3 separate regions of the Mus musculus genome follow, and regions 2 and 3 are each linked to region 1. A link is a loop called in an ENCODE intact Hi-C map of the cell type or tissue named here. Cell type or tissue: heart. All regions are shown on one strand. Region 1 holds the start of Gm31228 (a long non-coding RNA gene). Region 2 overlaps Myo1d (myosin ID). Region 3 holds the start of Psmd11 (proteasome (prosome, macropain) 26S subunit, non-ATPase, 11).

Region 1 (8,000 bases):
AATCCAGTCCAGGCCCCCGGTTAGATGGCAGGCGTTCCTGGTCACTAGCACCAAGTGACTAACGGACAGCAGCAGGGCGGTTGTCCTGGGGGGGGGGGGGGGAGGAAGAGATCAGACTCTGTAGAAAGTGGGGAACTTTGCACAGAAGTCCAAATGAGTACACACTCTAGGTTAGTGTTCCCCAAACCGGAGACCCTTCCCTGGAAGGTGAGCAGTTACTTAACACAATGGAGCCACACATAGGGGGATGGCTGGCTTTAAACAGAAGGTCTCAGAGCCTTTGATGAGATTAACATAACTCCATGGGGAAACGGGAGCTTTTCGGGTAGTAGAAGAGGCTTTCTGCAACACACCCATTAACAGCTCCCAGAAGGGTGTTTTATGAAACAGTTTGGATGTGGTCAATTGGATGAGCAGATCTCTAACTGCAGCCCACTTAAAGATGGGCTATATATCCCTCTTCAGTGAGCATCCCTTATTGATCACAAATCAATAAGCCTGGGGCTGGCTTATTCAACGCTAAAGAAAATGTAATTGAAAATCAAATTGAGAAGGAAGGTTTTGTTGTTGTTTCTTTGGTTTTTGTTGGTTTTTTTTTTTTTTTTTTATTTGATCTGGGGTTTTTTTTTTGTTGAAAGATTCACTCTGAAATGATTTTATATGGTGCTAGATGTATTCAGGGCTCCATTACCAATTACTAACCCATGGGAAAAGCTGAACAACACTAAGAGTGGGCAGAGAAACGTGTCATGACTTACTCGCCACCTGGCAACCATTACACAACATGTCAGTGGGAGCCTCACCAATCAAATGGAGACAGCAGGTAGGTATTTTATGGGTTTACATTCGATAGGGCTGAGTACATTCTGGGGAGTGGAGGAGGAGGGGTTCCCGAAACACCTGATGGGGAGTGTCTTCCACTGTGGCTGAGGTATTACATGTTCTCATTGCTGGGTTCACCTCACCACAGCCCCACTGGGCAGTGCTTCCAGCAAGGTGTGGCACCTGGGTAAGTCCAAAGATCAGAGGAAGGAATGGGGCGTGGAGGGCAGGGAGGCCCAGTTAGCATAGTTAAGCCTGCAGAGCCAAGGCTGACACATGGCTGGCACCTTCCTCTTAGGGATTCAGGAGGAAGATTGGGCTCTATCACCTGCCAGGCTCAGCTCACTGAATGGCTCACCCAGAGCCAGGGGTGGTTGGAAATCTGGAAAAACATCCTCTCTTCATAACCCAAGCAGCCCACCTGACATGGTTGATAATAGCGACCCTGAAGTGAGACAAGATGAGTCACACTTCCTCCCTCTCACCGTGCATCCAGGAGCTTGGGGTCCAGTGGAGGGTACATTGACTTCACGACGTCGTCCACTCTGAGGGGAGGCAATGGGACAATTGTGAGCATTTTCCTAGTCCCTTTTCCTCCTCCTTCCTTGCTGTTGTCACTCCAGACTTCTCTGGTGCTGTTACACACCCACCTTTAGGAGTCCTTTCTCTACCTGCTTCTGCATACCCAGTGGAGTCTAACAGAAAGACTTCAGATTCTACTTGGGGAATATCCCTGCTCTCTGTTTTTGTTTTCATCCCAATGGTTAAAATGTGTGAGGTCACACATAGGGAGCGATGCTGAGGATAACTACGACACTGAAAAGGTTACTACCAAGCATGAGCATGCTGTACCCTTTAACATATATATATGTGTGTGTGTGTGTGTGTGTGTATGTGTATATGTATATATATGTGTATATATATAAACAGTAAACTAAAGCTATGAAATGCAAGAGGGGACGTCTAAGGGGATGCTTGCCACTTATGGTGGCCAATCTCCCCAAATTGGGAGGGGGTGGAATTAGGGAGCACCTCACTTTTCAGATAATCTATTCCTGAAGTAGTTTAACTTTTATAAGCATTTATTACTTTTGTGGGTTTTTTTAAAGATACAAATACAGTGATATAGAACACTACCCCCCCCAAAAAAGTCACTTCACCTCTTAATTTGAGTTCAAACCTCTCCACTGTGTGTATGTGTGTGTGTTTTCCGTCCTGGATAGTCAGTCCATGGCTAATATTTTAAGTTACATTCCTACCTGTTCTGATTTGTGGGGTACAAGATTTTGCTCCCATGATCACTTGGTACAAAGAAAAAAAACTGTATAATTTGATTTCTAAAAGCACTAAGAAAAATACACAGCCCTCACTCTCAGGCCGGAGGAGCTGGTGAGCACGGCGGTCTTCAGCATGTGTCTGTCCCACCCAACTAGCCCCTTCCCCCTCTGCAGAGCCCAAGGCAGAAACTGCTCTCCCTGAAATAATAAATCATCATCGTGACAGATGGAGAAAATTAAACAGGAAGGACATGGGGACAAATATCAGCCAGAGGGCGAACTCATGAGGCCAAATGAAGAAAACAAGAGGATTCTGGCAAGAAACATGAGTGAGGTTGTCCAGGGCACTCTGCAGAGAGCTCTGCCCTCCTGACAATGCCACACTCTCACCTTGGCACACTGTTAAAAACCCTGTCCCCTCTCAGAAATCAGCACCCTAACACCCTACTTATAACCTGCACCTCGGGGCGGATCTCAAGAGTAACAAAATGCACAAGGAAGGGGCCCAGGAGATAGGGGCACTGCACGGTCTAAATATGGTGGGAGAGTAGCGGCAACGCCTGGCACAAGCTGGAGCCTGGGAGGGTGGGCGTGTCTCATGAAGCCGCTGATGCTAACCAGATATTTACACCCATGGGGGAACTCCAGAGCCAGGAGCTATTCCGGCCTGCATCCTCCCTCTCAGCGTCTCCACTCACTGACTACCTAGACAGAGTTCAAGTACTCCAAGTCTTGTATTTCCCAGAGGATTCGCCACATGGCTCCTCCTGAGCCCCACTAGGTTATTCTTGAGACAGAAAAGCCTGGTTGCTTGTGACTTAACCCAGACACCAGGAATGCACAGCGGAGGCCATTCCAGGCAGAGGGGTCAGGTGACTTGATAAGAACACTTTCCTGGAATCCCGTCATTTGATAGCCAATCCACATACCAGCCACCAGGTGGCAGCATGCATTTAGCAGGTCCTTTTGCTCTAAGAAAAGGGCCTTATTTTTCTTTGCAAAATCCAGTCCAACTGAGGGGGTGTAGTTGTTGACTGAGGCCCTGCCGGGTACCTCCCACAGGGGATTTTGCAGACAGCCAGGAATTCAGGAGGTCTGAATGTGCTGTGGCTTCCCTTCCCACCCAGTGCTAGGATGGGAATCAAGCAGTGAATGAGAGCCACCATGGAAGAAAGGTATCTATCTCTCAAACCAGTCCCCAGTATACTTATAGGGTTGGACCTAAGGGCCTGGCTGAAAAGTCTATGAAGCTATAACATAGGAGCCAGTGGGAACTGCGCCTGCTGACAGCCACTTCGTAGCAGGGTAAGGGAGGCTGACCGGTAAGGGTAGGAGCTGTCACTGTTGAGTGCAGGCTCTGTCAGCCCAGTTATACCGAGCTGTTAAAGGGCTTATGCTGGCAAGAGAAATGATGAGTGACCACCTCAGCTTAGGAATACCCACGGGAGGCAGTTCTGTATGCACTGGGGGTTCGGATAACTGAGACTGCAGACCTACTGTTTAAAGCAGTACTTGGCCTTGCTGGCTACCCCAGTTTCCCCTGTGGCGTTGTGGGACCTCACATCCACTGACCACTCACCTGGGGCTAATCCGTTTGGCCACCACAATGATGTCACTGACACTTGCTGACGTCTTCATCTTGGCCCCAGAACCCATTGTCATGGCAACGAGTTTTTCTGTCAGAGTGTGACAAATCTAATATAACAAGGAGACAAGATGTGATGTGGGTGACCTGGCTCCCCAACCCCACACCAAGGGCTCTGGCACCCTGAAAAAGATGAACACGGCCCCAACCTGGGCACCGCTGGTAAACTGGCTCCTACCCTAGTGATGAGAGGAAATGGGGTGGAAAGAGGCAAAAGCCAATAGCCTGGGTGGAAGCTGTAGGGGGAAGGGCTCTGAGATCAAGGACAGACCTTCAGCTCAAAGAGGACTAAGCTGGAATAATCCATCTAAGAAAAATCACGCGCTCCAATTTTACCACCTTGACTTGGGGGAGAAACTTTCTATTACTTCATGGTTTAGACTTCTAAATGGCTAATATCTCCAGTGGGGTGCTCACAGAAATGTGGCTGGACAAAGGGCAACTGTTTTTCTTTAGGCACATTCTCCAATAAAGACAACTATGCTGACAGTTTTTGAGGGTTGTGGGTTATTTGTACGTTTTTCCAGGTGATGATAAAAAGGGCCCTGGAAAAAGCAGGGCAAAGGCAAAATGGCAACACGTGGGCTTCTTCCTCTTCCTCCCGCACCACTGGCCAGCTCCAAGGCGTGTGGTTCTTTTCTGTATTCCCTTATGCTAAAACCAAGCATGCCTCTATCCCTGCAAAGAAGCCCCGTTACCTGCTGGTACTCGAGGCTAGGAAGCAGGAAGAAGAGTGGTCAAGAGGCCACTGAGGAGGAAGATCCACGCTCTCCACTCTCCCACCACAGGGGAGAATGGGGAGCAAAGGCATCCTGGGGTCTCAAGAGGAAGCTCAGAAGCCCTTTTCTTTATCTGAGCTCCCCAATCCAAGAAGAAGGGCCCTCCCCCTTTGATGAAAAAGGACAGGAGAAAAACAAGGCCCAGGACATATCATGTCTGGACAAAGGTAAATGTAATATGGCTTCCTGCTCCAATCTGTGAACCTAGCTACCTTTGCCTATAACCATATTTGTATGTGTAGCCATATTTATACATCCAAGGAACTTCCTGATTCTGAGGCCACCGTTTTCTACAGAGATAGCCAAAGAAGAAGCAAATACAGGGTTTTTTAATATCCTGTATGGAGTGACCTTAGAGAAAAGAGCGAGTTGTCTCTTTTGAAATACTGAATAATTAGTAGACAAAGAGATAAGGTCGCTGATGTGCAGAAGCTCATATTTGCATTTTGTTAAGTATTTGCATGTTGTTATTATTCTATTAGGAGAGACGATATCAGGCGAGAGTTGAGAAACGAACGCAAGAACCATGCGGCTGGAAACAGTGGAACTTGGATGTGATCTTCCAAGCCTTCCAAGACCAAAGTCTGCCTCCAAGTGGAAGAGCTTGTAATTTGGGTTTTTGGTAACTCTGATTGTCCTGTTTGTCTGACTATTGTCACCAAGGAAGCCAAAGGGAACCCTGTAGTAACTGAAACCTAAGTACAGGCTGTGTTCCCTGGACTGAGCTCAGAATTCATAAAGGATCCCAGGGAGGCCCTTGCTGCTGCAGCTCCATGGTCTCAGACACCCAGCCTTCTCCATGGTTGGAAAATTATCACTGGAGACCCCCAAGCCGTCCTTTCCATAAGTCACTGTGTTAAGATGACTAGACTGGGGAAAAGCCTAAAGAGGATGTTTATAATGATAATGTAAAACAGACCCGATAGGGAGAGATGGCAGCAGACAGAAGAAATATAGCATGAGGCTAACAAGGGACCATTGCAAGGTCAACTCCATGTACACCTGCAGTGCTCCATGTATACTGGAGGCGCTCCCACAACTGCCCATGACCTCACAGGGAGATCTGAATATTACCTTCAAGATGGCGATGCAGTGGGACATGAGGCCCCTGGGGAGACAAGAGGAAAGTTATCAGTACTGTTCTGAAGTGCCCATCTCCATCCAGCTCCCCCCTCTGTCCTTCAGCCGGCACCAGATTGCCTCAGCAGACAACGCCTCCACACAGAATTCCCCAGTGCTATAGCATACACAGCCGACCCACTCCTCCAGCCAGCTCTGTCACCACCTGCCAAGTTCAACGTTTGATGTCTCCGCATGTCCAACATGTCCTTTTCCTTAGACTCAGCCTGGTGAGTTCCCCTTTGCAAACCCAAGTCAAAAAGCACCCACTCAGGGGAGGGGTTTATGAGGCCCCATGCTCCATAAGGGCTTATAAGTAGTTAATGGTTGTTAAGTAAAGGAAAAGGAGAGGCATTTTCTTAGCTAGTTGTGTGGCTACTATTGGGATGGCCAGGCTCCTATAAGCAATCCTAGTTAAATTAAATGGGGCTCGTTCTGTCTCTGTCTGTCTGTCTGTCTGTCTCTCTTTCTCACACACACACACACACACACACACACACACACACACACACACACACACACACACAACATAAAAGAAAAAGATAGAAGTAGACTACTTAGGGAGAGAAGGGTATTATAGAAGTAGGAGGTGGATGGGAGATGGTAATGGGGAGGGAGTGTGGTTAAAATACATGATAAACATGTATGAAAATGTCAACATGAAGCACAAGCACAATTTTAAACATTTCTTCAAATGCACCCCTTTGGGATATGTTTCCTCAAAGCTACCTTGATCTTCTTACCCCAGGCAGATCTGAACCCTGCTAACTCCCTGTGCCACTCGCCATACACGGAGACTCCCTAAAACCTCTATGACACTGGCTTTGGTACAGTTCTATCTCCTGTCATTTTGACATCTTCAAGGCCTGGCCCCACACCCTGTATATAGCACCCTGATATAAGTGTGTGTCAGTAAACAAGAAGATAAAAGGATTATGAAAAGAAGTGGTACACACTTCACAAAGAACTGTCCTGTTAAACAGACAGCCCCTGTTGAGACACTGAAAGCAAAGGCTGCCTGGAGCTAACTCAAAATCCTTGGGCAGTCCAAGAATGACCCAACCTCACGGGGGCGGGGGGTGCTTTATAATGATGTCTGCCACACATCTTACTGCCTGGGTCTTCAAGACTACAAAGTGAAAGGAACAGGACAAGAACAAACATGGCCATGCCTCATGCTGACATTCCTCATGACGGGGGAAGGGGAAGAGCTCTGGGTGTCCAGTGGAGTGTTCTGTGAAGGAACCCAGAAGTCCCTTTGCCATCCCAGAGGACTAGAAAGCGAAAGCTTCCTGTGGCCTTACGAGGCATCTTCGATCCAGTCCTCATTCTCCAGGATGGCCTCGATGTGGGGGTTGGTGATGACGACATCATCCAGCTCCAGCTCGGAGGGTTCAGACTGCGTCTCCATAGCACCAATGAGGTCCACGATGGGCCTGGAAGGGAGAGCCACCGTTAAGAGTTTCACGATGAGTGACTCCGACTGAACCTCTTCTCACCGCAGCCACTGCTATAATTTAGATCTTGAAGGCCCCCAAAGGCCTGTGAGTTAACGGCTTGTTCCCTTGGATGGCAATATTAGGAGATGGATCCTTGAAGAGGTACAGCCTAGTGGGAAGGCTTTAAGTCCGGACCCTAAAGGGGACTGTGAGACACTAGCTCTCTCCTTTGTCTCTTTTTCTGCGATGCTGACCATGAACCGGGCAGTTTGTTTCTCCATGAACTCCTATCTGGCAGCGCCATCAGATCTCTAGACGCAGAAAGTCCACCTGATCATGGCCCAGAATCTCTAAGCCCATGAACCTTTTCTCTTTACAGTAAGTTATCTTATGGATTCTGTTATAGTGACAGAGGTAGAGGACAGAATGCTTGCCCTGGGTACAGATCTAACTGTAATGTGCCCACAGCACAAGACAAGGGCACACAGCTAAACACTGGGTCAGGAAGGCAGACCAACACGCAAATGAAGCAAAACAAGCTGAACTGCTGGAGAGGGGCAGAGTCAGCGCGATTCCAAAGATGCCAGAGTGTGGGGTGGGGGTTGGCACAGCCTGTAATCCCAGCCCCTGGGAGGCAGAGCCGGGAAGATCTCAATGTGAGTTCGAGGCCAGCCTGGTCTAGAGAACAAGTTCTAGGACAGCCAAGGCTATACACAGAGACACAATCTTGGAAAAAAACAGAACAAATGCTCTTCTTTTCTTCTCCCTTCAAACCTGTGTGAGTATGGAAAGACATACTGTTCACCCAGGCCTACCTATGCTCTATAACGTGTGTACAGCATCACCCCTCTGAGAAACACTATGTCCACCTTCACAGCAGGGTTCAGTAGAACCCAAGCTACAGAAACATTCTTTGCAA
Region 2 (8,000 bases), 200 kb after region 1:
TAGGTGAGACTGGTCCAACTCCAGGTACAAGAAGAAACAAATTCTGTTATAGTCACTAAGTTCTAGGGTAGTGCAATAGGCTGAATAATGGACTCTAAAAGATGTCTTCTTTCTAATCCCTGAAACCTGTTACCTCAGTTGGGAGGAAAGTTTGCTTCTGCACATGCACTCTGTTTCCATTTTTATTGGATATTTCCAAATGTAAAGAAAGTCGAGATTCTTTTTTTTCTTTTCTTTTTTCTTTATTTTTTTATTAGATATTTTCTTTATATACATTTCAAATGCTATCCTGAAAGTTCCCTATACCCTCCCTCCTCCCTGCTTACACAGGTTCAAATGAGAGAATCTCAGAATCCATGGCCCTTTGGAAGGACAGAGACCTGCTGGGTCACCTCTCCAGAGGGGTGTGAGTGAGAAATTCTCACAGCAGCTGTAATAACGCTGGGGCTTTGTTCATGGCCATGTCTTCTCATGAAACCTCTACCAAAAGCATCAGAGAGCTAGCTAATATAGTCTAACCCAAAAATGGCTTCTTTTTTGGAATCAGAACTTTTAAATAAGTTTAATATATTGTCTTAGTTAGGGTTTTACTGCTGTGAACAGACACCATGACCAAGGCAAGTCTTATAAAAAACAACATTTAATTGGAGCTGGCTTACAGGTTCAGAGGTTCAGTCTATTATCATCAAGGTGAGAGCATGGCAGTATCCAGGCAGGCATGGCACAGGAGGAGCTGAGAGTTCTATGTCTTCATCCAAAGGCTGCTAGTGGAAGACAACTAGGGTGAGGATCTTATACCCACACCCACAGTGACACACCCATTCCAACCAGGTCACACCTATTCCAACAAGGCCACACCTTCAGATGATGCCACTTCCTGGTCCAAGGATATACAAACCATCACATATATATATTTTAATTTTATAAACTTTATTTTTAAAAACTTGAAAATAAAAAATTCATACACTCCTATATATGAAAAAAGAATATGAGCTGGTGAGATGATGGCTCAGCAGTTAAAAGCACTGACTGCTCTTCCGGAGGTCATGAGTTCAAATCCCAGCAACCACATGGTGGCTCACAACCATCCATAATGAGAAACAAATTTAAAAAAAAAAAAAAAAAAAAAAAAAAAAAACAACAACAAAAAACCCTAGGTCAGAGCAAGCAGGGCCCGGAGTGAGCGGGACCTGGAGTAAGTAGAAGTAAGGGGGGGTGGGGGGAAGAAGAAAAAAAGAATACATAATTTAAAAAAATATATAATCCTAAGAATAGAAGTTCACTGAATCATATAAACTTTAGGTCTAGTCAATAACTTTGGTATATGATGTGATGTTATTAATTACAGTTTTATTAATTTCAAAACCAGTATAGAACTAGTAAATAATTTTTGTTATTTTGGTTTTACAGAAACCAAACAACAGAAGTCTAGTCTCCCCCACAGTCTCATCCTCTTTATTCAAGTGTTAAAAGGAATTTTCTCATAGGCCCTGTGAAGGCAGGAAAAATTACACAGTAGAGCTCGTGGCTTCCTCCTCAGTCATTTCTCTACAAAAGGGAGAATAGAGGTCTGCATTTTCCTTAGTCACTTGATGAATGACACTTGAGCACTGAATTTTGCCCCCACCCAAAATAATAGTTCTTTATTAAAATCCTAAAACTGAAATGAACAGGTAGGTAAGCAAGCACTTAATTTAGAATCTCTGCATTCTATACTGGGAACCAGCTTAAGGTAAAGATTTTGTGTTTTGAACGAAATCCTTCTGCTGGGAAAGCAATGTTCAACGAGACTCAGACTTTTCCATTTGTCACTATGTCAGGGGCCAGTGGTCTTTCAAGTTGATGTTTGTCTATGCTAGACTGCTCTAGAGCATGCTGTTAGACTGCTCTAGAACTGTGGCTATCAACATTGCTGTTGAAGTTCTCCATTGCTGAAGACCATGACTGCTGCCAAGTCTCTACTGTCCTGAACGTTTGTTTCTGAGTGGTTTGGCTCTTCCTCACGGCTGTGTGACGGGGTGAATTTTTCTTTCTGTGTTCTGCTAACCACACAGTTACTGGGCCCTCCCTGCAGGTCAGACTCTCATGACCTTTTCTCAGACAAGCAACTCTCATGTATAATAAATGCATTTGTTTTATTCAGACCAATAATGATTCATTCACCATCAGGCACTCTTTGAAAATCCAGTCCTGAATGAAGCAGAAATAGATCTTGTCTTTGTGGAATATACCTTCTGGCCAAGAAGTGAAGCAAAAGGTGTGAACAAAGAAATAACTTCAGCTTATGTAACGCTGTGGAGGAAGGTCCCTCGGGACCAGGATGCATGGAGCCAGGATGCTCTGCAAAGACCTCTCTAAGGAGAGCTGACCCTAGGACTAGATCAAAGAGAACAGGGAATGGACCAGAGAAACACTGAAGCAAAGCCTGCAAAGCAAGACGAGCATCTGAAGGCCTTCCCTGCAGCCTGCTGGCTGGGTCTGCCCGCCCACCACCTTGCACATGGCTGTTCCTTCAAGGCTCAGTGCAGCAGGGCTTATCTCCACACAGGGTGTCAGCTGGAGCCTGGGTTTGGATTTAGTTCTCTGTAAGGACACCTGAGGGCGGCTATGAGGGAGTTCCATGAAATATTCATCACAAGCAGTCAAGAGGGGTGAGAAAAAAGAGAGAGGTAGATTTTGATGATCCTAATGTAATTCTCAGGATCACAAACAGAAATGGCTATAGGCAATTTAGTGCTGGGGTTTATTAGAAAGGCCGTCTGAACTGGAGGTAGGTGTTCCTGACTTTGCATGAAACTCCTGGCTTGGCTGGTGTGTTGACTGGCAGACTCTCCACTATAGCTTAAGTCTTCTATAGTCAAATAACTGTATTATGTGGGTGCACACATCTGTGTATCTGTTCATATCAGTTCATCTCCCTGCCTGTTTCCCAGTGACTTCCTTTTCCTCAGCGGCTTTTACATCTGTTTCACAGAGATTTCTCATGGTAATTTGATATTAACCCTTCTTAGTCCCTGACCAGAAGGAGCCTATTAGCATCCTGCCCACTCACCGATTATGCCCATCTGCTGTACCTGACAACTAATTTGCATTCCAAAGAATCTAGAGCTCTTATGGGCATGCCACACTTTTAAATCATATATAATCTGTAGAATGCACCCTACTAACTGCCATTCCTGGTGTGAGCATGAGAGAAAAGAAAGCCCTGGTTGTAAGCCCTTTCATCCCTGTGTAGCTTGTATCTTAAGAAAAGCATAAAAATTATTTTATGGACATATACTTGATTTTTAGACTAGGAACAGCATTTCTAAATATAGCAGCAACCAGAGAATTGAGAAAAGCAGATGTTGACAGCTGTTCCTGCCCCAAACTTAACACTCTTAATTCTCAAAGTATATCGCTACACAGAAACAGAAAGTGCAGTTCACATTGGCACAGAGAATACTACCTTCTTGCTCCGTCTGGCGCCCCCTCATGGTTGTAAGATTGGAACTAGCAACTTCAGCAACCTGGCTTACTGTTTCAGAGAGACACTGCTAAATCCTTGGGCAGTTTCAGAAGACACAGGAGTGGCGTTTTGTTTTGTCTTAGTTTTCCTCAGAAACACTGAGTAAAATTCTTGTCATATTTTATTTTCATGAACTAATAACTATATCAAAGTTGTCGTAAAGGGCAAAGTGTAGTCTCAGGAAATATAAAAGACTAGCTGGTTTTCTATACAAAAACTTCTGCAAAATTTTACTATGTAAAATTCTAAGTACAGGATGGCTTTTTTTTTTTTTTAAAAAGATGAAGAAACATGAAGAAACAGTTTAAAAAAAAAAAAAGTCAAGCCAGGCATGGTGCTGCAAGCCTGTTATTCCATCATTCAAGAAGTGGGGGCAGGGGGATTCTGAGCTGGAGGCCAGCTGGGACTACACAAGGAGACCTTATCTGAAAACATTGGGTGGGAGGATGCTGGGGAATTTTTTGGTAGTTTGTGAGGATCAGAGTTCGGATTTCCAGGACCCATGTAAAATGCTAAGAAGTTGGGTAGGGTACCTGTAACTCCAGCCGCTGAAGGCAGAAGGTAAGAGCAAGCTCACTAGGGAAACTAGCCGCATCAGTAAGCTCTGGGTTTGATTGAGGGACCTTGCTCCAATGAATGGGTTAGAAGAACATTAAGGATGATTCTCTGCATGAACACAGGATGAGTACCAGTGCACTGTTTTCCATCGCCTCCTAGGCCATGGCAAGAGAGACCTTTGAGATAACGTGTATGTGTTATCAGGAGCTGTTGGGGTCGGTGGTAGATTCCCTAGATGGTCAGCTTTCCAGGGAAGAACCTGAAGCCTCTCCCTGCAGAGCCGGCCAGGGAGCTGTCCACCTCGCCAGTGCTGGATTCCCGAGCAGCAACCTTGCTCTGCAGTATTGGACACTTTATACAGTTGGAGCCTTTTAAAGGGGTTTGTAGTAAAACAATACTGAAAGACATGGTGGCATACACCTTTAATCCCAACACTCAGGAGACAGAGGCAAGTGGATCTCTGTCAGTTCTAAAGCAGCTAGAGCTACATAGTGAGACTCCATGTTGAAAAAGAACTAAAGTCAAGAAGTAGGCTTCATGACACTTTCAATCAAATATATTGTGTATTTTGACCGCATTCACTATTTCCCCCTTCTGCCCTCCTCCCTACTCATTTCCATCCTTGTCCCAAATAGGCCCTTCTACATCCGTGTGTGTGTGTGTGTGTGTGTGTGTGTGTGTGTAATGTGGGATCCACATTGTATTTTTGTGAGTCTGGTTTATTTCACTTAGCATGTGATCTCCAGTTTCATTCATTTTCCTGCCATCATCCTGAGTGAGGTAACACATTCACAAAGGAACTCACACAATATGTACTCACTGATAAGTGGATATTAGCCCCAAACCTAGGATACCCAAGATATAAGATACAATTTGCTAAACACATGAAACTCAAGAAGAATGAAGACTGAAGTGTGGACACTATGCCCCTCCTTAGAATTGGGAACAAAACACCCATGGAAGGAGTTACAGAGACAAAGTTTGGAGCTGAGATGAAAGGATGGACCATGTAGAGACTGCCATATCCAGGGATCCACCCCATAATCAGCATCCAAACGCTGACACCATTGCATACACTAGCAAGATTTTATCGAAAGGACCCAGATGTAGCTGTCTCTTGTGAGACTATGCCGGGGCCTAGCAAACACAGAAGTGGATGCTCACAGTCAGCTAATGGATGGATCAGAGGGCTCCCAATGGAGGAGCTAGAGAAAGAACCCAAGGAGCTAAAGGGATCTGCAACCCTATAGGTGGAACAACATTATGAACTAACCAGTACCCCGGAGCTCTTGACTCTAGCTGCATATGTATCAAAAGATGGCCTAGTCGGCCATCACTGGAAAGAGAGGCGCATTGGACACACAAACTTTATATGCCCCAGTACAGGGGAACGCCAGGGCCAAAAAGGGGGAGTGGGTGGGTAGGGGAGTGGGGGTGGGTGGGTATGGGGGACTTTTGGTATAGCATTGGAAATGTAAATGAGCTAAATACCTAATTAAAAAAAAAAGAGATCATCTCATTCTTCGTGATAGACTAGAATTCCATGTGTGTCTACACCATGTTCTGTGGCTGTGGACAGTAGGTTGATTTTGTGTCTCTACTACTAAGGATAATGCCTCAGTGAACAGAAGCAGGCATCACTGTAGCCTGCTAACTTAGAAGTTAGGTTTTTTAAGAAGTTAGTTGTTTCCAGGTACCTCAGGAATACTGAATCTTTCTTAAGCTAACCCAGGTATCTTGTTTTTCCTTTGTGCTCCCTCCAGAAGACACATGTACCACACAGGCTTATTGAATGAAATAAGACCCCCACTGCTTCTAGGAACATTTTATAAGTCAGAAAAGATTGAAAGAGAAAATAATCTAAATGCCAGTGTTTTATAAAGATACGAGGTATTTCCCAACTAATAGAGTAATAAAAATATAACTTATATTTAGATGTGGAAGCTTAAGTTGCCAGAAAGATAATTAGTATTATTGCTGGAGTCTAACTCTGATACCTCTAGGTATATAGTAAGTGTTGTTTGTTCTTTTTCCTATTAAAAACAAGTTATTGTTGATGAATATTTAGTATCTCATTGGACCTGTATGCTAAGAAGTAAAATAATTACCAATTTCAAATATCATATTGTTCCAAAATGGTGTTCATAGTTAATTCTTAGTTAACTTTCTAAGAGTACTAAGTAGAAATTGCTCAGCCAATATTTAGTGTACTTTTTTCTTTTTTTTTTTAGTGTACTTTTTCTATATTACAAAAATTTGAGTCATATATTTTCATTTATCAAAGCTATTTGCCAAAGTGAACTTTCACTCTCTTATGAAAACTCGTCTTCTGATGTATAATTCCTCACAGCAATCCATTGGTAAATAATGAAAACAGCCCTAAGTAACAAAACGAAACAAAAATCCCTTTATAACTATAAGTTAAGCTTGTCAGCAAACCCTGATGTGCCTTTGTGGTAAGTGCCATCATAGCTGCAGTGTGTAAGTCCCTCTTCGTGTCTGCCTCTATCTTACCATAACACTGTGAACCTTTTCTCATGAAATCAGAACAAGGTTGTGTTCGTGCTGTAGAAAGAGAGCGAGTCAGTTGAGACATGGTGATTTGGGGACTGCCTGTCTTTACGTGAAGAGTGTAGACTAGGCTGTATTTGAAACCAGCACTCCTGTTGACTGTCAAGAAAGCTCAGGTCTCGTTCTCAGAAGGAAATCAAATGAAGGGCACTGCCCTGCATAGGGTCACTGGCTCCCAGTTGTGATCAGTTCTTGGAGTTAGAGCAGCCTGAGATACTGTTTCCGTATGTACTGTAAGCTGCAGAGTACAAAACATCCGCCTGTCTGGACCACTAAGAGAATTAATGAGATGCTGTGTGTAAATCACCTTACTCAGAGGCCAGCACAGGCCTGGCACTCTCTCCTTCCCTCTGTCTGCCAGCTGATGAGTCCAGTCTGTCTTACGTGAAGGACTAGGGTTGGATGAGTAAGACTGATAGAAAACTTATCAAGGCAGATTATTTTCATCACAATATGTTTAAAGCCCCTAGTCAACGGGAGGGGATAAACAAAAGATCAGGATTTTAAATAAAAGTAAGATCTGCATTCTTAATTTTTTCTCTTCTCCTCAGGTTCTAAGTGGCTTAGTATAAGTATAGCCCTGTGTAGTACTCTACATTGTAACTCCAGAAGAGAGTAAATAAAAATTAGTTTTACTTGGGAGGCAGAGGCAGGCGGATTTCTGAGTTCGAGGCCAGCCTGGTCTACAGAGTGAGTTCCAGGACAGCCAGGGCTACACAGAGAAACCCTGACTCGGAAAACCATAAAAATAAATAAATAAATAAATAAATAAGTTTTGCATTCTTAATTTCCAATCTGTTTAACGAGCCTAAGCTCATTTACATACTCAAGCACTTATTTTCAGTTTGCTGCATATGCCCCCACCTGTGTTCAGAAAGCACAGATAAATAACGCTTAGATCTTGCTGATTCAACTTTAATTTTTGTGCATTTATTGCTTGTGTGTTTATGTCTATGTGTGCCGTTGTACAAGTGTGGAAAACAGAGAACAGTCTTTGGGAGTCTGTTCTTTCCTCCCACCATGTGTGTTCCAGAGATTAACATCAAGTCCTCAGGCTTGGCAGAAGGCACCTTTAACTGCCGAACCTCATTGGCCTACTCCTTTAAGAGAGTGTGTGTGTGTGTGTGTGTGTGTGTGTATACACACCTATGTGGACACACATATATAAAGACCATCTCACTTATGAAAAATTTGTTCTTCTCTATCACTTAAAAATAATTTTGTTATTTTGAGATAATTATAGATTTATAGACTTACAAGGTTAATATAAAGAATTTCTATGCTGCCCCAAGTGTTAAATGCTTTTCCCATATTTGCTTTGTCATGTTTGTTCTCTTTGCATATATCTATGTAAGCATATACA
Region 3 (8,000 bases), 390 kb after region 1:
CCTGGACTGCCTCCTCATCATTTTCTTGAATGTCACGTTTCACTAAGAAAAGAAAATGAACTCTTAAAATTATGATTAAAAAAATGAAGCGGGGGTGGGTGGGTATGGGGGACTTTTGGTATAGCATTGGAAATGTAAATGAGCTAAATACCTAATAAAAAATGGAAAAAAAATAAAAAATTAAAAATTAAAAAAAAATGAAGCAAGGGAAAAGTCACCCTTATAAGACCATTATGAACTCTAGCCTATTTCCAAATGAAACCAGCAAATAAGGACTTAAAAAAAAAAAAACCTTTAGAGTAGAATGACCAACTATCTAAAGAATATGCCTCATATTAATAGTTAAAAAGAATAGATTTTTCACTTTAAGTAGGCCTTAACATGCCTATGTATTTTCGTATCACAAACTAAAATCAAATTATAAAGTTATTGATAACTGTAAAGCAAGTCTTTCAACAAACTTTAGGTCTATAGAAAGTTTTGGCTGAAGGACATATCAAGAATAAACAATTCTAAGCCGGGCGTGGTGGCGCACGACTTTAATCCCAGCACTCGGGAGGCAGAGGCAGGCGGATTTCTGAGTTCGAGGCCAGCCTGGTCTACAAAGTGAGTTCCAGGACAGCCAGGGCTACATGGAGAAACCCTGTCTCGAAAAACCAAAAAAGGGCTGGTGAGATGGCTCAGTGTGTAAGAGCACCCGACTGCTCTTCTGAAGGTCCAGAGTTCAAATCCCAGCAACCACATGGTGGCTCACAACCATCTGTAACAAGATCTGACGCCCTCTTCTGGAGTGTCTGAAGACAGCTACAGTGTACTTACATATAATAAATAAATAAATCTTAAAAAAAAAAAAAAGAAAAACCAAAAAAATAAAATAAAATAAAAAACAATTCTATAACTCCCTCCTAGAGAAATTCCTATCAAAGCTTCAGTGTGATACGAAGAGTTACTCACTTAGGACAGACGGCTGCCTCATGATGGATTCAGGTCCTGTTAAAGTAACTTTTTAATCTGTCCCACTTTCAACTGTTAATAATTATTCAACTGCTTGACCCTGTAACAGCCTTTCCCAAGTTTGCTGTGCTTATTTTGGTGACCATGACTAGTTAACAATGCTCTAAAAAAGCATCATGACTTGACAAAATCCAAGATTTTGATACTCATGATGGAGTCCGGAAAAAGTAATGCTGTCACCCACCATGACTCAAGCTTACTCTAACAGGGGAGCTGGCAGGGGACTCTTAGTATAATGAGCAACCACTCCTTTTTTTTGTTTTGTTTTTCTTTTTATAGTATCTGTATTTTACTTTTCTTTAGAGGGTTGTTTTTTTTTCCCTTATTTGTTTGGTAGTTTCATTTGGAAAATAGGTTAAGGTTCATAAAGGGTCTGATAAAGGTGAAATACTCTAATGGCAATGTTTATTAGTAATTTCTACTTTCTGAAAGGCAAACAAATCAGGCACTATGCACAAAAAACTTTTATGCTCCGCAGATTATTAAATATTAAAGTGTGATCTAAATATTAAAGTGTGATCACAGAAAAATGTCTTTGTAAAAACATCCGATGGCTATGGTACTCTGCTCTAAAACGGACACTATCAGAACTTCGAAATGAAACTCTTCATGATTCCTTCACAATGCACTGTGCTCTCTCGTCTCCTCTCCTTTCTAGTATTCCCAGAGTCAAGAACTTCAAGCTGTTGACAGTGTCCTTTCTTGGTACAAGTCTTGTGTACAGAAATTCAAGACTCAGCAACTCAGTTAAGTCAACATAAGCATCAACATCCTGGCAGTCCCTCATATACCTGCATTCACCAACAACTTGTTGATCCAATCCGAATCTCCCAGGCTACATTTGAAAGCTCACGCCGGGCGGGCATAGTGGCACACGCCTTTAACGCCAGCACTTGGGAGGCAGAGACAGGCGGATTTCTGAGTTCAAGGCCAGCCTGGTCTACAAAGTAAGTTTCAGGACAGCCAGGGCTACATGGAGAAAATCTGTCTCAAAAAACCAAAAAAAAAAAAAAAAAAAAAAACCTCACATTACCACAGGAGGAAGCTCATTCTCTAACTGAACCCTTAAGGAATGAATATTAAAAGGCCTTCTCTGCCATCAACCACTTATTTCTATTTACACCTGAATCCCAGTAGAAAGCGACCGGCTGGAGGTTCCTACTTCAACTTTCCTGTTGCCCTACGGTTTAAGACAATCACGCTATGGTATTAAAATTTTTCTTTTTCTCCAGCAATGTGCGGCCCGCCGGTCCCAAAAAGTTCCCTGAACGACAGCCTCTCAGAACTCAGAACTAAACTTCAACCCCTACTGGGAAAAATGAGTCACCTCCTCTGTCCCGGCGGTCCCACTCGGACGACACTTCAGCTCACAAGCTACACCGGTCAAATACCAATCTTAAGCGTGTGGCACCCCTCAACTTCCCACACCCAGAAAGTGGCCCTCTGCTGCCGGCGGCTGCGGCTGAGGGCTGGCTGTAAGCGACAGCTCCCAGCGTCCCGGAAGAAAACTCCAAGAGAAGCGCTCGCGCTCCCACCCGGAGCAACCTGTGCTGATAACAACGGCGGGAAATGTCAGTCCTGCGCGGCAGTCGCCCGGACCTCTCAACAACACACTCTCCGACCCGTCTGTCCCGGGCCGCCACTCTCAGCCCCCGGCCAGCTCGCGCGGGCCACAATCGGGGACCCTTGAGGGGTAGCGAACCTGGCCCGGCCCGCTCGCCACGCTGCGCTGCGCTGCGCCCACCGTGAGTCAGCAGGCAGCAGGTGGACGGGCCGGCTGCCTAGGGGCTTCCCGCCCGATTGGAAGCCATGGGGCTCCTGGGGTCCCCGAGCGGCCTGCGCCCCCAGCCCGGCCCCCCTCACACACAGTGAGTCAGCAGCACCATAGCCGGCTAGCCCGGCCCCTCTCCGCCGCCTCCGACCCACACAGGCCGCGCCGGGACGGCGGAGCCGCGGGGACGGCGCCAGGCCCTTTACCGATGGAGTGGAGGATGTCGATGGAGGCCTCCCGGTCGGTGCTGAGTAGAGACTGGGCTCTCTGGAACTCCACCACCGCTGCGGCCGCCATCTTACCGCTCTCACACCGTCCCCGGCCGCGGCCGCCGACGCCGGAAACACACACCCGGAAGACCCGCCCTCGCGTTCCTACCAGAAGACCCCGCCTCCCTTCTCCGAGCACCCCGGGAGTTGTAGTCTCTCTGCCCCGTGGGTGGCCCAGGAGCGTCCCGCAAGCGACAAACGAGCTCCCCCATCGCCATCTCGCGGCCATCTGAAGAGACAAACCGAAATTAATCCCCACCACTCCAAAAGAGGCTGAGTACTCAAGGAAAGCTGCTTGGCTGTTTGTATAGTATCCCCGTGTAACCAGTCACTCATAGCGATAGATGATCTTTCAAATTGCCTATTATGTGGCAGGAATAGCACCGTTCAGATTCATTCAGATGTTTTGCAGGGAGGACACATACACACACTCCCTTCCAGGACGGAAGAAATCGCCAATGTAAAAGAACACTGTCTTTCACAAATAGCCATTCCATCATCGGACAGAGCTTCACATTGTGGATTGAAAGTCATCTTTGACCCAATCATTCAATCTAAATAGTTCTTGAGATTCACATTTGACTCATACCAGCTTTCCAGCTCAACAATAGAACAAAATTTTCCTCCCGTATCTCCAATTCCTTCAACTGTAATAGGATATCTGTGAAGATATCAAGGGAAAGGGGAAAAAAGCATGTTTCTTATCACTAAGGATCAACCTAAAGATGTTGCTAAACCTATACAGAGGGAGACCTTCTAAGTTGATGACAATCTGGAAATTAAATAGCTGTGCTGTATAAAAAACTAAGTAGAACCAACATTATACTCCTCTATGACTGGACTAATCAATCTCTATACCTGTCTCCTTTCATTTGTCCAACAATACTCAACAAGAGTCTTTGAAAAAATATTTAATTAATACCTAAGGAAACTGAAGGGAATAAAGTGACTGACAGAACTGAGACCTGGTAGGAAAGACATTCCCACCCTTTGCATTTTCTAATGAAATCTGGGTAATATCCCACCATGCTGGTAACAGAAGTCCTGACTTTGTTGTGTCACGTGAACTAAACTGGCTTCCAAATTCTCCCAACTCTGAAATTCCATGAACTTCGGTGTAATGCTGTGATCATCCCCCCCCCCCCACACACACACACACACACACTCACCCAAGAAGTCATTCCTTCTTTCTCAATCTGATGGAGAGCTAATGAGACTATACTGAATTCATTTGTTGTTGTAGTTTTTAAGTTTTTACTTCTATGTCTGTCTGTCTGTGGGAACTCACATGCCATGGCATGCACATGGAGAAGGGAACTCTTGCAGAAGTCAGTACTCACAATCATGGCCAGCCCAGAGATTGAACTCAGGGACTCATGTTTGGCAGCAAGCACCCTTATCTGTGCCCTCTTCCCTTCTCCTCTCCCAGGTGCTAGAATTAAAGGCACTTCCAGCTTCTGTCTCTTTTTTTTTTTTTTTTTTTTTTTGGTTTTTTGAGACAGGGTTTCTCTGTATAGCCCTGGCTGTCCTGGAACTCACTTTGTAGATCAGGCTGGCCTCGAACTCAGAAATCCGCCTGCCTCTGCCTCCCAAGTGCTGGGATTAAAGGCGTGTGCCACCACAACCAGTCTCCAGCTTCTGTATCTTTTCTTTCTCTCTTTCTTTCTCTCTTTCTTCCTTTCTTTCTTTCTTTCTTTCTTTCTTTTTTGTTGTTGTTTTGTTTTGTTTGTTTGCTTGTTTGTTTGTTTGTTTTTCGAGACAGGGTTTCTCTGTGTAGCCCTGGCTATCCTGGAACTCACTCTGTAGACCAGATGGCCTCGAACTCAGAAATCTGCCTGCCTCTGCCTCCCGAGTGCTGGGATTAAAGGCGTGTGCCACCACACCCGGCCTCTGTATCTTTTCTTAACCAATTCAATTGTATCATCATCCTGAATGTACAATTTAAGAACAACAGGCTTTGGAAATGCTACTTTTGTTCCAAACTCTAGGCGGGGTACTAGTAGATGGTGACTTCTGTAGACTCCTACTCACTTTGATCTTTAGCGTTCCTATCTGAATAACAGGGATAAGAGGGGCTAGAGAGATGGCTCAGCGGTTAAGAGCACTGACTGCTCTTCCTAAGATCCTGAGTTCAATACCCAGCAACCACATGGTGGCTCACAAGCATGTGTAATGAGATCTGATGCCCTCTTCTGGTATGTCTAAAAACAACTACAATGTACTTATATAAATATAATAAATAAATCTTTCTTTTTTTTTTTCCTCGAGACAGGGTTTCTCTGTGTAGCTCTGGCTGTCCTGGAGCTCATTCTGTAGACCAGGCTGGCCTTGAACTCAGAAATCCGCCTGCCTCTGCCTCCCCAGTGCTAGGATTAAAGGCGTCCACCATGCCCGGCTCCTAAATAAATCTTTTAAAACAACAACAACAACAATAACAACAACAAACCGCTAGGCGGTGTGTGGCGCACGCCTTTAATCCCAGCACTCGGGAGGCAGAGGCAGGCGGATTGAGGCAGAGGCAGGCAGATTTCTGAGTTCGAGGCCAGCCTGGTCTACAGTAGAGTGAGTTCCAGGACAGAGGACAGCCAGGGCTATGCAGAGAAATCCTGTCTCGAAAAAACAAACAAACAAACAAAAAAAAAAAAAAAACAGCAATTTTCAGGACTGTTAAGATGTTAAAAAAAAAAAAAAACCTCATACCCGCATTCTTACAGTTGTCCTTTGTTCGTCGTAATTTCAGCTTTGTACCCTCTCTACATGTTGTATTTAGTCTTCAGCGCTTGTGAGCCTCTGGTTGGGATCTCCTGGTGCTCCACAGTGTACCTCGAACTCTGTTCCACACATCTCAGCACTCAGCACTCTCCTGCTGCCAGCTCTGCTCAGTTCTCGTTTTTTATTTTTTATTTTCTCTTCTTCCCTACTCCCCATCACTCTCACTTTTTCCCTTTATAGCCCTTGGTTTTCAACTCAAAGAACAGCACACAGAGATGCTTTCTGAATCATTCCTTTAAAAGTGATGTTTTACGCCTGCAGTTCAGTAAGCAGCCCATCATTCTCTTTACTTCCTTCCTTTAGAGGGCGCCTTTTCTGCCTGACAGTCGGCATTCCTACTCCTACTCATGGACTTAAACATGGCAACCATATCAGAGCCTGACAGTGGTGGAGCACACGCCTTTAATCCCAGCACTAGTGGGCTGAAGAGATGGCCCAGCGGTTAAGAACACTGACTGCTGAGATGATCCTGAGTTCAACTTTCAGCAACCACATGGTGGCTCACAACCATCTGTAATGGATCTAATGCCCTCTTCTGGTGTGTCTGAGGACTGTAACAGTGTACTCACATATAAAATAAGCCTCCTCCTTGTCTACACAGAGTGTTCCAGGCTACACTGTGAGACCCTGCTAAGAAAGAGAGAGAGAGAGAGAGAGAGAGAGAGAGAGAGAGAGAGAGAGAGAGAGGAAGAAGAAGAGAGAAGAGAAGAGAAGAGAAGAGAAGAGGAGAGGAGAGGAGAAGAGAAGAGAAGAGAAGAGAAGAGAAGAGAAGAGAAGGAGGAAGGAAGGAAGGGTGGGTGGGGGATGTGCTCCTGAGTGCAGGTAGTAATGGAGCTCATGAAAGCGAGCCTAGAACCTCTAGAGTTGGAGTTACAGTAGTCATGAGCCACAGACAAGGGAGCTAGAACGAACCAAGAACCAAACTCAGGTCATCTGAAAGAGCACTTCACATGCTTAACTATGTCACCAGCTCCCCAAATATCTTCTAACTCTTCCTGTGACATCAGGGAAAGAGGTTCCCTGTGTAGATAATGTCTACAGTGGCTTCCTCACCACAACTACCTCTAACAAGTTCTTATCTTTAAAAATATATATATGGCACAGCTGTCTGTGAACAGGCTTTGGGTTCCTTACACTTGTTTTTATTCTGGGTCTGTACAACAGCTGTTTGGACTTTTACTGGTTCTCCATTGAAGGTATAATGGAAGATACAAAATTACATCTCAAAACAGCTTGACTTTACTTGAATAACAAAGCATATGGTGTGTAGACTGGATACAATCAGAATGATGTAAATAAATGATTGGCTCAGAAAAACCAAACCCCAATCTCAGCATCACCATGGAAACAACCATGTCTCCCTTTACCTTTTTTAATCCCAAAATAATCTCTCAATCTCTCTCTCTCTCTCTCTCCCTCTCTCTCTCTCTCCCTCTCTCTCTCTCCTCTCTCTCTCCTCTCTCTCTCTCGGTTTTTGAGACAGGGTTTCTCTGTGTAGCCCTGGCTGTCCTGGAACTCACTCTGTAGACCAGGCTAGCCTAGAACTTAGAAATCTGCCTGCCTCTGCCTCCCGAGTGCTGGGAATTACCCCAGGCCCTGAAGCTCCGGAGCCACCCCCTAAGCATGCAGCTCTGAAGAGTGAACAAGGGACACTGACGAGCTCTGAGTCCCATTCCGAGGCCATCCCCAAAAGGAAACTGTCATCGATAGGAATACAAGTTGACTGCATTCAGCCAGTGCCAAAAGAGGAGCCCAGTCCTGCTACCAAATTCCAGTCCATCGGGGTTCAGGTAGAGGACGACTGGCGAAGCAGTGCCCCCTCTCACAGCATGTCCTCCCGTCGGGACACTGACTCTGATACCCAGGATGCCAGTTGTAAGTCATCTGAGAGGAGTCTCCCAGACTGTACCTCACACCCCAATTCCATCAGCATTGATGCTGGCCCCCGACAGGCTTCCAAGTACAAATCCGTACTTAAAATGACCTCTCTCTGGGCTGGAGAGATGAATCAGTGGTTAAGAGCACTGACTGCCCTTCCAAAGGTTCTGAGTTCAATTCCAAACAACCACATGGTGGCTCACAACCATCTGTAATGTGGTCTGATGCCCTCTTCTGGTGTGTCTGAAGACAGCTACAATATACTCATAGAAATAAATTTAAAAAAAAAATACCTC

The links. Hi-C counts contacts between places; a loop is a spot of excess contacts. Peaks named below come from ENCODE experiments on the same cell type or tissue, not always from the same donor. Only the 100,000 strongest peaks of a DNase experiment are listed, where the experiment ranks them.
Region 2: a loop joins it to region 1, with 2.1 times the contacts of the local background. A loop is called at or near these places in 2 of 42 quality-filtered maps.
Region 3: a loop joins it to region 1, with 2.3 times the contacts of the local background. A loop is called at or near these places in 2 of 42 quality-filtered maps.

The regions. Positions count from the first base shown.
Region 1 is chr11:80,813,297-80,821,296 of GRCm38, reverse strand. It overlaps Tmem98 (transmembrane protein 98), which reads right to left. Exons shown (of 7, transcript NM_029537.2): 3 at 6,947-7,078; 4 at 5,598-5,631; 5 at 3,679-3,794; 6 at 1,308-1,367; 7 at 1-85. Gm31228 (a long non-coding RNA gene) reads left to right here and starts at 98. Exons shown (of 6, transcript XR_001780272.2): 1 at 98-207; 2 at 671-823; 3 at 5,006-5,872. In heart, a CTCF peak has its summit at 3,038 (motif pointing right); DNase peaks (open chromatin) are centred at 2,696 and 3,066; H3K4me3 peaks cover 905 bases; H3K27ac peaks cover 2,583 bases.
Region 2 is chr11:80,610,085-80,618,084 of GRCm38, reverse strand. The region is part of intron 16 of Myo1d (myosin ID); the gene reads left to right. Among named protein-coding and RNA genes, the nearest start is that of Gm38907, 4.7 kb to the left of the region's middle. In heart, a CTCF peak has its summit at 3,482 (motif pointing left); no DNase peak of the experiment used is centred here.
Region 3 is chr11:80,423,747-80,431,746 of GRCm38, reverse strand. Psmd11 (proteasome (prosome, macropain) 26S subunit, non-ATPase, 11) reads right to left here and starts at 3,132. Exons shown (of 14, transcript NM_178616.3): 1 at 2,992-3,132; 2 at 1-42. The coding sequence starts at 3,082. In heart, a CTCF peak has its summit at 3,273 (motif pointing left); a DNase peak (open chromatin) is centred at 3,166; H3K4me3 peaks cover 2,303 bases; H3K27ac peaks cover 1,241 bases.